2 separate regions of the Homo sapiens genome follow, and region 2 is linked to region 1. Evidence: chromatin loops called from intact Hi-C (ENCODE). Cell type or tissue: heart left ventricle. All regions are shown on one strand. Each heading gives the region's core, and the rest is flanking DNA. Links, peaks and the distances in the headings are about the cores only. Region 1 holds the start of LOC124904614 (a long non-coding RNA gene). Region 2 overlaps GNG7 (G protein subunit gamma 7).

Region 1 (5,363 bases), core at 106-5,105:
CCCACGCCTGAGAGTACACACTCATGTCCAGGAAACACCTGAGTCCACTTTGATTTGTTCACCTCCAGAAGCCAGAGCCTGGTGCCCACACACAGGCCCTCATGCAGAGACACGCATTTTCTTTCTTTTTTTTCTTTCTTTCTTTTTTTTTTTGAGATGGAGTTTTGCTCAGTTGCCCGGGCTGGAGTGCAGTGGCGCGATCTCGGCCCACTGCAAGCTCCGCCTCCCGGGCTCACGCCACTCTCCTGCCTCAGCCTCCCGAGTAGCTGGGACTACAGGCGCCTGCCACCACGCCTGGCTAATTTTTCATATTTTTTTAGTAGAGACGGGGTTTCACCTTGTTAGCCAGGATGGTCTCGATCTCCTGACCTTGTGATCTGCCCACCTCGGTCTCCCAAAGTGCTGGGATTACAGGCGTGAGCCACTGCGCCCGGCCGCATTTTATTTTTTCTTTTCTTTCTTTCTTTTTTTTTTTTGAGATGGAGTCTCGCTCCATCGCCCAGGCTGGAGTGCAATGGTGTGATCTCGGCTCACCGCAAACTCCGCCTCCGGCTTCAAGTGATTCTCCCACCTCAGCCTCCCGAGTAGCTGGGATTACAGGTGCATGCCACCACATCTGGCTAATTTTTGTATTTTTAGTAGAGACAGGGTTTCACCTTGTTGGTCAGGCTGGTCTTGAACCCCTGACCTCAAGTGATCTGCCCACCTTGGCCTCCTAAAGTGCTGGGATAACAGACGTCAGCCACCGTGCCCGGCCAGGATTTTGGACACACAAATATCCCCTCTCTTCCCCTGCAAGCCTACCTGTGCTACCCACCCCAGCCATCCCCTCCTGAGGTGTCTGTCCTTCCATGCCTGAAGGGGTTCATGGGAGTGTGGGGAGTCCTACACCCCACCTGTGATTTTCCATCATTTGAGTTCTCCTATGGCTCAGACCATTGCCTGCAGGAAGCTCCAGAAACAGCCAGGGTTGGTGGGATTAGAACTGCACAGGTGGGGAGGTGATGCCCATATACCCTAAGAAACTATCCTTCCATTTCACAGCCGGAGAAACCGAGGCCCAGAGACAGGAAGGTCTTCTTGTTGAGCTAAGAAGAGAAATAGAGGGATGATAAACGGATGCCCTGACTGGGCCCCCTCAACCATCTCCTCTTGCAGCCAGAAACAGTAGGTTCCTACCGCCAACAAGGGTGGGGACAGGAAGGTGGGGGACCAGGGTGGGAGGAGGAGATGGGAGTGAGGCCCTGGGGGGAGGTGGAGCCTATGTCCTGGAGACAGACACAGAGGTGGGCGGTCCGGAGACACCCACCTCCTCAGACAGGCACGGGCTCTGGCAGCTGGTGACAGAGACACAATCTGGGGCACATAGGCACTGTCTGTCCCTCCTGCCGCCGATCTTCCTCCCCAGCCTCTGATGGGGATTCTAGGGGCTGCTGGGGCCCCTGCAATTGTTTTGGCATGAGTGTGCATACCTGTGTGTTTGTGTGTTGGGTGCACATGCTTTATTTTTATTTTCATTTTATTTATTCCATTTCATTTCATTTATTTCATTTCATTTCATTTTTTGAGACTGAGTCGTGTTCTGTCACCCAGGCTGGAGTGCAGTGGCACTATCTCAACTCATTGCAACCTCCGCCTCCCAGGTTCAAGCGATTCTCCTGCTTCAGCCTCCGGAGTAGCTGGGACTACAGGTGCCCACCACCATGGCCGGCTAATTTTTTGTATTTTTAGTAGAGATGAGGTTTCACCACGCTGATCAGGCTGGTCTCAAACACCTGACCTCAAGTGATCCGCCCACCTGGGCCTCCCAAAGTGCTGGGATTACAGGCATAAACCACCGCGCCCGGCCTCACTGAGCATGTTTTGAAGGCGAGTGCGTTCCTCTTGACTGCTGAACTTTCATTCTATGAACCGACCTCCGTTGACCTGTTCCCCTCTGAATGGAGGGGTATTTGAGCTCTTCCCAGGTTTTGGTGATGAGGAACAAAGCTGCTACGTGCATTTACCTCCTGGTCTCTGTGTGCTCCTAAGTTGTGTATTTCTTTCAGATAGTACCAAGAGAAGTGAGGTTGCTGGGTCCCCGTAACCTTATAGGGTAAATACTATTATTACATCCACTTTGTTGATCGGGAGAATAGACGCCGCCAGGCCTCCTGTCTCTCGCTTTCACACAAAGGCACATACGGCAGACACGGACCCCCATCACTCATCCATCACTTTCCCATCACTCACCGCAGACCCTCCAGGACCCACGCAGAAACCCAGGGCTCCCCCACGGTGCACGCAGCACCCAGGCTGCCCGCCCTCCACCCAGGGCCGCGTCACGCCCGACACCCCCGGAACAGACGCCTATGAGGCCTGCAGCTCCAGACGGGCTGCAGACACACAGCGATTTGTTCATCTTTCCAGCCACCCCGTCTGGTCCTGACAGTAATTAGCTCCCAGACTGGTGGGGAGACGGTGAACAGCCTGAGAGTCATCGCCCACGGCTCCACGCCCACAGGCCACGGGCACCGGGAGAGAGGGTGAATGAGTGTGTGTGTGTGTGTGAGTGTGTGTGTCCGGAATCTGTACTCTCCAGCCAGGGCTCCCCATCCTCCTGCAAAGGGCCAGCACCGTGCACGGGTACCCACGGCGCCTTCCAAGGGGAACGTGCACAGGCATACCCACTGTTCATTCCACGAAGGATCGTGCACACGCATGCCTACCTTTGCATTTCACGCGGGATTGTGCACACGCATGTCCACCGTGCCTTCCACGCGGGATCGTGCACACGCATGTCCACGAACTCCTGCACACCTACACCCACCAGGCCTGCCCATGCGATGCGTCCCTGCAGACCCACTGTGGACGCCTGCTTGTCGGCGTCCTGCGCATCCCGCGTGAGTGGAGTGTGCACTCGTGGAGGGGGCGACTGAGTGCGGGGCAAGCGCAAGCGCAAGCACACTGGGCTCGCGGAGGGTGGAGAGAGGCCGTGCGCGTTCCCGGGGCTGGCGCGGAGGTGGGGTCAGCGGCGCGGGAGAACGCCCCGCCCCGCTACCGCCAGCCCGGAAGACCCACGGCGGCGGGCGCTGGCGTCACGGGTTTCCACTGGGGCCCCGGCGCCGGGGCCGGGATTCCCTGGCGCAGGAACGCCCGTGACGGCGGCGCCTGCCTGCGTCGGCCACGCTGGGAGGTTTGAGCCTGGGGATGACATCAGCCCCTGCGTTTCTGGAGCTGGCCCGGGCGGGACGGGGACTTGGAGAAAGCAGTGACACCCACTTTCGTTGACTGCCAACCCGTGCAGAGCGCTTAGTGCGTGTCCGACCGTGAGCTGAGCGCTGTGATGCGGGTGCTGTTAATGTCCCATTGCACAGATGGGGAAACTGAGGCCGGCGCACTGCCCGCCCCGCCGGGCCCCCAGAGTGAGGGCCCGGGGCTGGGAGCAGCCTTTTCCCAGCGCCCTCTGCAGTGTAGAGTCCCACCAGCTTGTCTCCCGCTCTCTCCTGCACAAGCCGGCTCAGAGAGGGTCTGCGGGTGTCCTGGCACCACCCAGCAAGTTGGGTGCTGCAGCCAGCTCTGTCCATACAGTTGGTCTCTGCCCAGCTGCGGTGGCCAGGGGCGGTGCCTGAGCCAGGGCGCCCGGGCGGCCCGGTGGGGTGTGCCCAGCCGCTGCCTTCCTGCTGACGCCGGTGCCAAGGGATCTAAATATAGCCTGGGAGGAGGCAAGGGCTATTTTTAACGCGAGTGGCTTGGCCCCTCCCAGTTCCCGGGTCAGGAGCCCTTTGGTCCAGGATTTTGGGGAGGGGCAGGGGCGAGGGGGAGCCAGGGGCCCCACACCCGCCTGGGCCTGCCCCTCTGCCCACACCTGGCCCTGGAAGACTCTAGGGGACGAAGGGCCGTAGAGGGAGGGCAGGGTGGGGGGGCTGTCGCAGGTCACCTTTCTTAAACGCCACCTCCTCTCTAGCTGCCGACCAGCCCTGGCCTTTTGTTGGGCCCAGAGACTGCTTTCTATTTTGGGAAGGTGTTGGAATAATTTCCTTGGCTATTTTTAGCCGGTTCGGGGATTCCTCCACTCAGGCTGGCCGCCCTGCCTCTCCTCCTCCTCCTCCTCCTCCTAGTCGTCTTCCTCCTCCCGGCAGACCCAAGGGCGGCCTCCTTCATGGAGGGCAGTCAGGGACACACAGTCCCTGAGCCAGACCCAGAATGGGGAGACCCCTATATTTCCTGGGTCGGGGAGGGAAGGGAGCTCTGAAGGGCGTTCCCACGTTCCAGGTGAGCAGGACTTTCAGACCTCTGGGAATCCATGACGCCAGGTATCTGAATTCTGTCTCCAGGGCAGGGTGGGGCGACCCAGCAGCCTCTGACCTTTCACCTCCTTTCAGGGTTGTCACAGGAAAGTGGCCTGCTGAGAACAGACCTTGACTCCCACATCCCTAGGCTAGGGGCTCCCATGTTCCCAAGAGGAAGATCAGTGTGATGAGGGTAAACTGAGGCACAGAGGGGACACTGGGATGGGACACATCTTGGGCTCATTCCCTGATGGTTTCATTTCCTTCCACATTCTACCTTTGTTTTTAATTTTTTTTTTTGATTGTTTTGAGACAAGACGGAGTCTCACTCTGTCACCCAGGCTGGAAGAGTATGCAGTGGCACAATCTCGGCTCTCTGCAACCTCTGTCCTCTGGGTTCAAGCGATTCTCCAGCTTCAGCCCCCTGAGTAGCTGGGATTACAGGTGCACGCCACCATGCCCAGCTAAGTTTTGTATTTTTAGTAGAGACGGGGTTTCACCATGTTGGCCAGGCTGGTCTCGAACTCCTGACCGCAGGTGATCCACCTGCCTCTCCTCCCAGAGTGATAGGATTACATGCGTGAGCCACTGTGCCTGGCAGCAGCGCCGTCATAGCTTATGGCAGCCTTGACTTCCTGGGCTCAAGTGATGCCCCCAACTCAGCCTCCTGAGTAGTGAGGCCTATATAGGCATGTACCACGATGACTGGCTAATTTTTGAAAATTTTTACTAGAGATGGGGTCTCTCTGTGTTGCCCAGGCTGGTCTTGAACTCCTGGGCTCAAGTGATCCTTCCACCTTGGCCTCCCAAAGTGCTGGGATTCCAGGCGTGAGCCACCGGGACCAGCCCTCATGCTGCCTTTTAACAGCTAAGCAACCTTGGGGCGATGACTTCACCTCTATGTGCCTCTTTCAGGAAAGGGGGTGACAGTCACATGGACTAATGGTAAATAGGTGAGGGAATATATGAAAGGTCTTAGAACAAGCTCCTGGCAGAATGGAGCTGAGGGTCCTGGAAAGGACGCTGGGATATGGCTGGCTGCAGGACAGAGGAACATCCCGGGTGCTGGCTGGTTCCACATTTTGAGAGGAC
Region 2 (5,363 bases), core at 306-5,305, 50 kb after region 1:
CAGGAGAACATAATGAGGGTGCAGTGAGCTGGGATGGCACCACTGCACTCCAGCCTGGGCAATACAGCGAGACCCTGCCTCTAAGTAAAAAAATCAAGGCCGGGGGCAGTGGCTCACGCCTGTAATCCCAGCAGGTTGGGAGGCCGAGGTGGGTGGATCACGAGGTCAGGAGTTCGAGACCAGCCTGGCCAAGATGGTGAAACCCCGTCTCTACTAAAAATACAAAAAACAAAAAAATTAGCCTGGCATGGTGGTGGGCACCTGTAATCCCAGCTACTCAGGAGGCTGAGGCAGGAGAATCGCTTGAACCTGGGAGGCGGAGGTTGCAGTGAGCCGAGATCACGCCACTGCACTCTAGCCTGGGCGACACAGCAAGACTCCATCAAAAAAAAAAAAAAAAATTAAAAGGTAAGCTGGGTGTGGTCGCACAAGCCTGTAGTCTCAGCTACTCCGGGAGGCTGAGGCGGGAGGATGGCTTGAGGCCAGGAGTTTGAGGTTGCAGTGAGCTAGGGTTTCACCATTGCACTCCAGACTGGGGGACAAAGTGAGACTCTGTCTCAAGAAAATAAAAATAAAATAAGAAAGGCTGATCAGGGCCGAGGGCTGAGATGGGAAGAAATGGTGCTTCTGTACCCAGTGCTGCTGGGCCTCCTGTCTGGGGCTGGCTGCAGGGCGGCCCTTCCAAAGAGCTCCCTGTGGCAGGTGCACAGTCGGGCCTTGGCTAGGCTCATGGGAGGCAGCGCTGTGTGTTCTTTTTTTTTTTTTTTTTTTTTTTTTGAGATGGAGTCTTGCTCTGTCACCCAGGCTGGAGTGCAATGGCGTGATCTCGGCTCACCGCAACCTCCGCCTCCCAGGTTCAAGTGATTCTCCTGCCTCAGCCTCCCGAGTAACTGCGATTACAGGCGCTCACAACCACATCCAGCTAACTTTTGTATTTTTTAGTCGAGACGGGGTTTCACCATGTTGCCCAGGCTGGTCTTGAACTCCTGGCCTCAAGCAATCCACCCACCGCGGCCTCCCAAAGTGCTGGGATTACAGGTGCGAGTCACCGCGCCTGGCCTGGGGTGGGTTTTTTCATTTGTGCACTGAATGTTTATTACTGACAGCCAGCAAGGAAAGGGGGACTGCGCCCTACGACTGCAAGGAAGTGAATTCAGGAAGAACCTGAATGAGCTGGGGACGACAACTGGAAGCTTCGCGTCAGACAGCAGGCGGCTCACGTTTCAGTTTCAGCCTGGGAGACCCTGGGCAGAGGACGTCATTGCACCATGACCTCCAGAACTGTAAGCTCAGGCAGGCGTGTTGCTCTAAGCCACCACATATGCAGTAGTTTCTTATGCAGTGTAAGGAGCTGATACGCAAGGCCAGGATGGGACTGGTTGGGGTCTCCAGGCTGGAGGGCCCCCCGGTGAGCAGGCATGGGGTCCCACAGCCCAGGACAGCTTCAGCTCTTATTTGCCATCTGCTGCTGCTAGGTGTTAGACGCTGGACTGAGCATGCTGCACACATCATCTCTGCTGTTTTCCTTTTTTTTTTTTTTTTTTGGTGGTTTTTGTTTTGTTTTGTTTTGTTTTTGAGGCAGAGTCTCGCTCTGTCACCCAGGCTGGAGTGCAATGACGCCATCTCGGCTCCCTGCAACCTCCGCCTCCCAGGTTCAAGTGATTCTCCTGCCTCAGTCTCCCGAGTAGCTGGGATTACAGGCATCCACCACCACACCAGGCTTATTTTTTATTTTTATTTTTTTGTAGAGACAGGGTTTCACCATGTTGGCCAGGCTGGTCTCAAACTCCTGATCTCAAGTGATCCACCTGCCTTGGCCTCCCAAAGTCCTGGGATTCCATGTATGAGACGCCGTGCCTGGCCTCCTTTTTTTTTTTTTTTTTGACACAGGGTCTTGCTCTGTCACCCAGGCTGGAGTGCAGTGGTGCAATCACAGCTCACTGCAGCCTTGACCTCCTGGCCTCCAGAGATCCTCCCACCTCAGCCTTCTGAGTAGCTGGGACTACAGGTGTGCACCACCATGCCCGGCTAATTTTTAATATTTTTTCTTTTAGAGCTGGGGCCTCACCGTATTGCTCAGGCCAGTCTCAAACTCCTGGGCTCAAGCAATCCCTCTGCTTCGGCCTCCCAAAGTGCTAGGATCCCGGGCATGAACCCCCGCTCCCGGCCTGCAATTTTTCTTTTCACAGCCCTGAGATGAGGGTGCAGCATTAAAACCCGTGCAGAGGGTGGCTGCTTCTCCATGAGCCGAGCAAACCGTCCTCCCATGGCTGCTTCCTGTAAACCGGCTCCTAAGGCCAGCGGGCGTTTGCTCTCCTGACGGCACAGGAAGTCAGGCTCAGCGAATTCCAGCTCAGAGCGGGCTCTGGCGGCTTCCAGGCAGCTCCACAATGAGGCGGCTGCGCTTTTCCAGTCTGCTCATCAAAGCAGAGCCAGCCTTGTGTGGCGCGGCGTGCCGGGGTGAGTCAGCCCCGGGGGAAGGTGGCCTTGAAGGCGGGAGGGGCGGCCGGCCTGCAGCAGCAACGTGAGAACAGAAGCAACCTTCATCTGGCTCTAAAACTTCCAGAACCAGTAGCTTTATAGCTCGCAGAGCTCCTGGACTCTTTCCTCCTGGGGGTCTGGCAATCCCCCACCTCTCACCCCTCCAAACCTCTGCCTGCCTCGAAAAAGGAAAGAAAAATAAACCCCAAGCAACAAAACCAGCAACCAGATTTGGCAGGAGGGGAGACAATGCTTGGAGTGGAAACGTCAGCCCTTCCCCGTGGAGGGATGACTGCTTCTGAGAACACAGTGTTCAGAGACAAGAGAGACAGGGTGTTATGTTTAGAGAGGAAAAGATCCAAACCCAAACAAAATGGAACAGTAGTTTGGGAGAGAAGAGAAGGCTCCGAGGCACTGTGAGGAACAAGTCGCCTTCGTACAGTGGCTGGGGCAGCTGGGTTTGCAGAGAGCTGTGTCCCTGGGCACCTGCGTCAATGTGCACATCTGCACGCCTGCTGTGGGCACGAGGGCCTCAGCCATGAGCACCCCCGGGAGCCATGAGGACCTCAGTGCATCTCACAGAAGCCCCTGAGGACAGTGTGCAGTGGCGCGATCTCGGCTCACTGCAACCTCCGCCTCCCGGGTTCAGGAGATTCTCCTGCCTCAGCCTCCTGAGTAGCTGGGGTTATAGGCGCCCCCCACCCCCACCACGCCCAGCTAATTTTTGCATTTTTAGTAGAGATGGGGTTTCACCATGTTGGCCAGGTTGGTCTCAAACTCCTGACCTCAGGTGATCTGCCCACCTTGGCCTCTCAAAGTGCTGGGATTTTAGGCATGAGCCACCGTGCTGGGCCAACAGTGGCTCTTAATTGGGGGGGTGGGTGATTCAGCCCCGCCAGGAAACCCTGGGCGATGCCTGAGACATCTGTGGTTGTCGGGGTTGGGGGAGCTCCTGGCATGGAGTGGGTGGAGGCCAGGGGCGCTGCTCAGCAACCGTAAGTGCCCAGCACAGCCTCACCCCAGAGAAGGATCTTACCCCACTGTCCACAGTGCTGAGGGAGAAGACCCTGAGTTAATTATTTGGGGAAAATGGGGTTCAATCCCTACCCACACTAGAATAAGCTCCCAACGGGATGGATGGTGTGAACCAGGGGGACCCCCAACTCCTGGGATTCACCTCCTCTCTCCCTCCCAGCTCGGTGTGGATTTCATTGTGTGCAGCCTCCTGGGACCTCAGCACAGCAGAGGATCATGGGACGCAGAGTCTCTTGGGGGTCCGTGGAATCCCCTATCCCTGGGGGTTTCACCTAGAGGTAATTCCGTCCCCCAGGGGACCCTGGGCGCTGTCTGGCGACATCTGTGGTTGTCGTAACTGGGGGGTGCTCCTGGCATGGAGTGGGTGGAGGCCAGGGATACTGCTCAGCACCCTGCAGTGCCCAGGACAGGCCCACCTCAGAGAACAATCTGGCCGCCATGTCTACAGTGCCTAGGGGACCCTGGTTTAGACTCTGCAGAAAGGTGCACACATAGGCCGGGCACGGTGGCTTATGCCTGTATTTCCAGCACTTTGGGAGACCGAGGCGGGCGGATCACTTGACGTCAGGGGTTCGAGACCAGCCTGGTCAACATAGTGAAACCCCATCTCTACTAAAAAAAAAATCAAAATTAGCTGGGCATGGTAGCGCATGCCTGTAATCCCAGCTACTCAGGAGGCTGAGGCAGGAGAATTGCCTGAACCTGGGAGGCAGAGGTTGCAGTGAGCCAAGATTGCGCCACTATACTCCAGCCTAAGCAACAAGAGCGAAACTGTCTTAAAAAAAAAAAAAAAAAAAAAAGGCCAGGTGCAGTGGCTCATGCCTGTAATACCAGCACTTTGGGAGGCTGAGGTGGGTGGATCACCTGAGATCAGGAGTTTGAGACCAGCCTGGCCAACACGGTGAAACCCCCTCTCTACTAAAAATACAAAAAAATTAGCCGTGAGTGGTGGTGGGCACCTGTAATGCCACTACTCAGGAGTCTGAGGCAGGAGAATTGCTTGAACCCGGGAGGTAAAGGTTGCGGTGAGCCAAAATCGCGCCACTGCACTCCAGCCTGGGCAACGGAGCGAGACTCTGCCTCAAAAACAAAACAAAACAAAACAAAACAAACAAACGAAAAAGAAAGGTGCACACAGCTTCCAGAGCGGACACAGGGCATCAGGGTGAGAAGGCACAGGGCAACGATCAGGCGTTGATGTGTCCCCTGGCAGCTGGGATGCAGGCCCCCCACGGCCTGCCATGTTCTCACCAGGACGCCAAAGAGGGGACCCACGCAGAGCCCGGGGAGCCCGACTGAAATGGAAACTTCAATACAAGAGACAGGTCTGAGACTGGCCACACCTGCTGCCCGCTCCACAGAACCCCAGGGCCCCCTCAGCAACCAGGGTCTGCATGCAGAGACCCTGCACCCAGCGTGGGCACCCACCCTGCACCTGCAGCCTCTCCAGGGCCAGGTCGCCCAGCAGGGCCTGGGAGGGCGGCTGTGTGTGGGGCCTTCCGTGCCAGCTCTGACCGTTGGTGGCTCTGTGACCTCAAGGCAGGGCCGTGGGGCCCAGGGCTGCGGGCGGGAGGGCCTCTGCCACATGGAAGGGAGGGCCGCACTGGCTGGAAAATAGTGCCTTGTGACTGTCCCTGTCAGTGTGGGCCCTTTGCTCTCAGGCTAAATCGGTCCCCGGGGCAGCTATATTTAGAAGGGGCTAAAGAGAGGGAATGAATGAGGTGCCCACGAGAAAGTGAAAAATAGACCAGCGGGGCAGGTCCCGCCGCTGCCTTCAGCCGGAGCTTGGAGCCTAAGAATGAGCCGGCTTGTTCAGACAAAGAGGCCGCGACGACAGAGGGTGACGC

The links. Hi-C counts contacts between places; a loop is a spot of excess contacts. Peaks named below come from ENCODE experiments on the same cell type or tissue, not always from the same donor. Only the 100,000 strongest peaks of a DNase experiment are listed, where the experiment ranks them.
Region 2: a loop joins it to region 1, with 2.7 times the contacts of the local background. A loop is called at or near these places in 62 of 110 quality-filtered maps.

The regions. Positions count from the first base shown.
Region 1 is chr19:2,491,823-2,497,185 of GRCh38, forward strand. LOC124904614 (a long non-coding RNA gene) reads right to left here and starts at 2,960. Exons shown (of 2, transcript XR_007067090.1): 1 at 2,709-2,960; 2 at 1-1,088. RefSeq lists enhancers at 2,503-3,210, 2,869-3,163 and a silencer at 2,953-3,332. In heart left ventricle, for the core only: no CTCF peak of the experiment used is centred there; DNase peaks (open chromatin) are centred at 3,029 and 3,659; H3K4me3 peaks cover 1,963 bases; H3K27ac peaks cover 2,111 bases.
Region 2 is chr19:2,541,356-2,546,718 of GRCh38, forward strand. All of the region lies in intron 3 of GNG7 (G protein subunit gamma 7), which reads right to left. Among named protein-coding and RNA genes, the nearest start is that of GADD45B, 68 kb to the left of the region's middle. RefSeq lists enhancers at 214-1,033, 1,854-2,673, 2,308-2,367, 2,674-3,493, 3,494-4,312 and 4 more and a silencer at 2,858-2,947. In heart left ventricle, for the core only: a CTCF peak has its summit at 2,389; DNase peaks (open chromatin) are centred at 2,396, 2,756, 2,976 and 5,086; H3K4me3 peaks cover 1,578 bases; H3K27ac peaks cover 3,490 bases.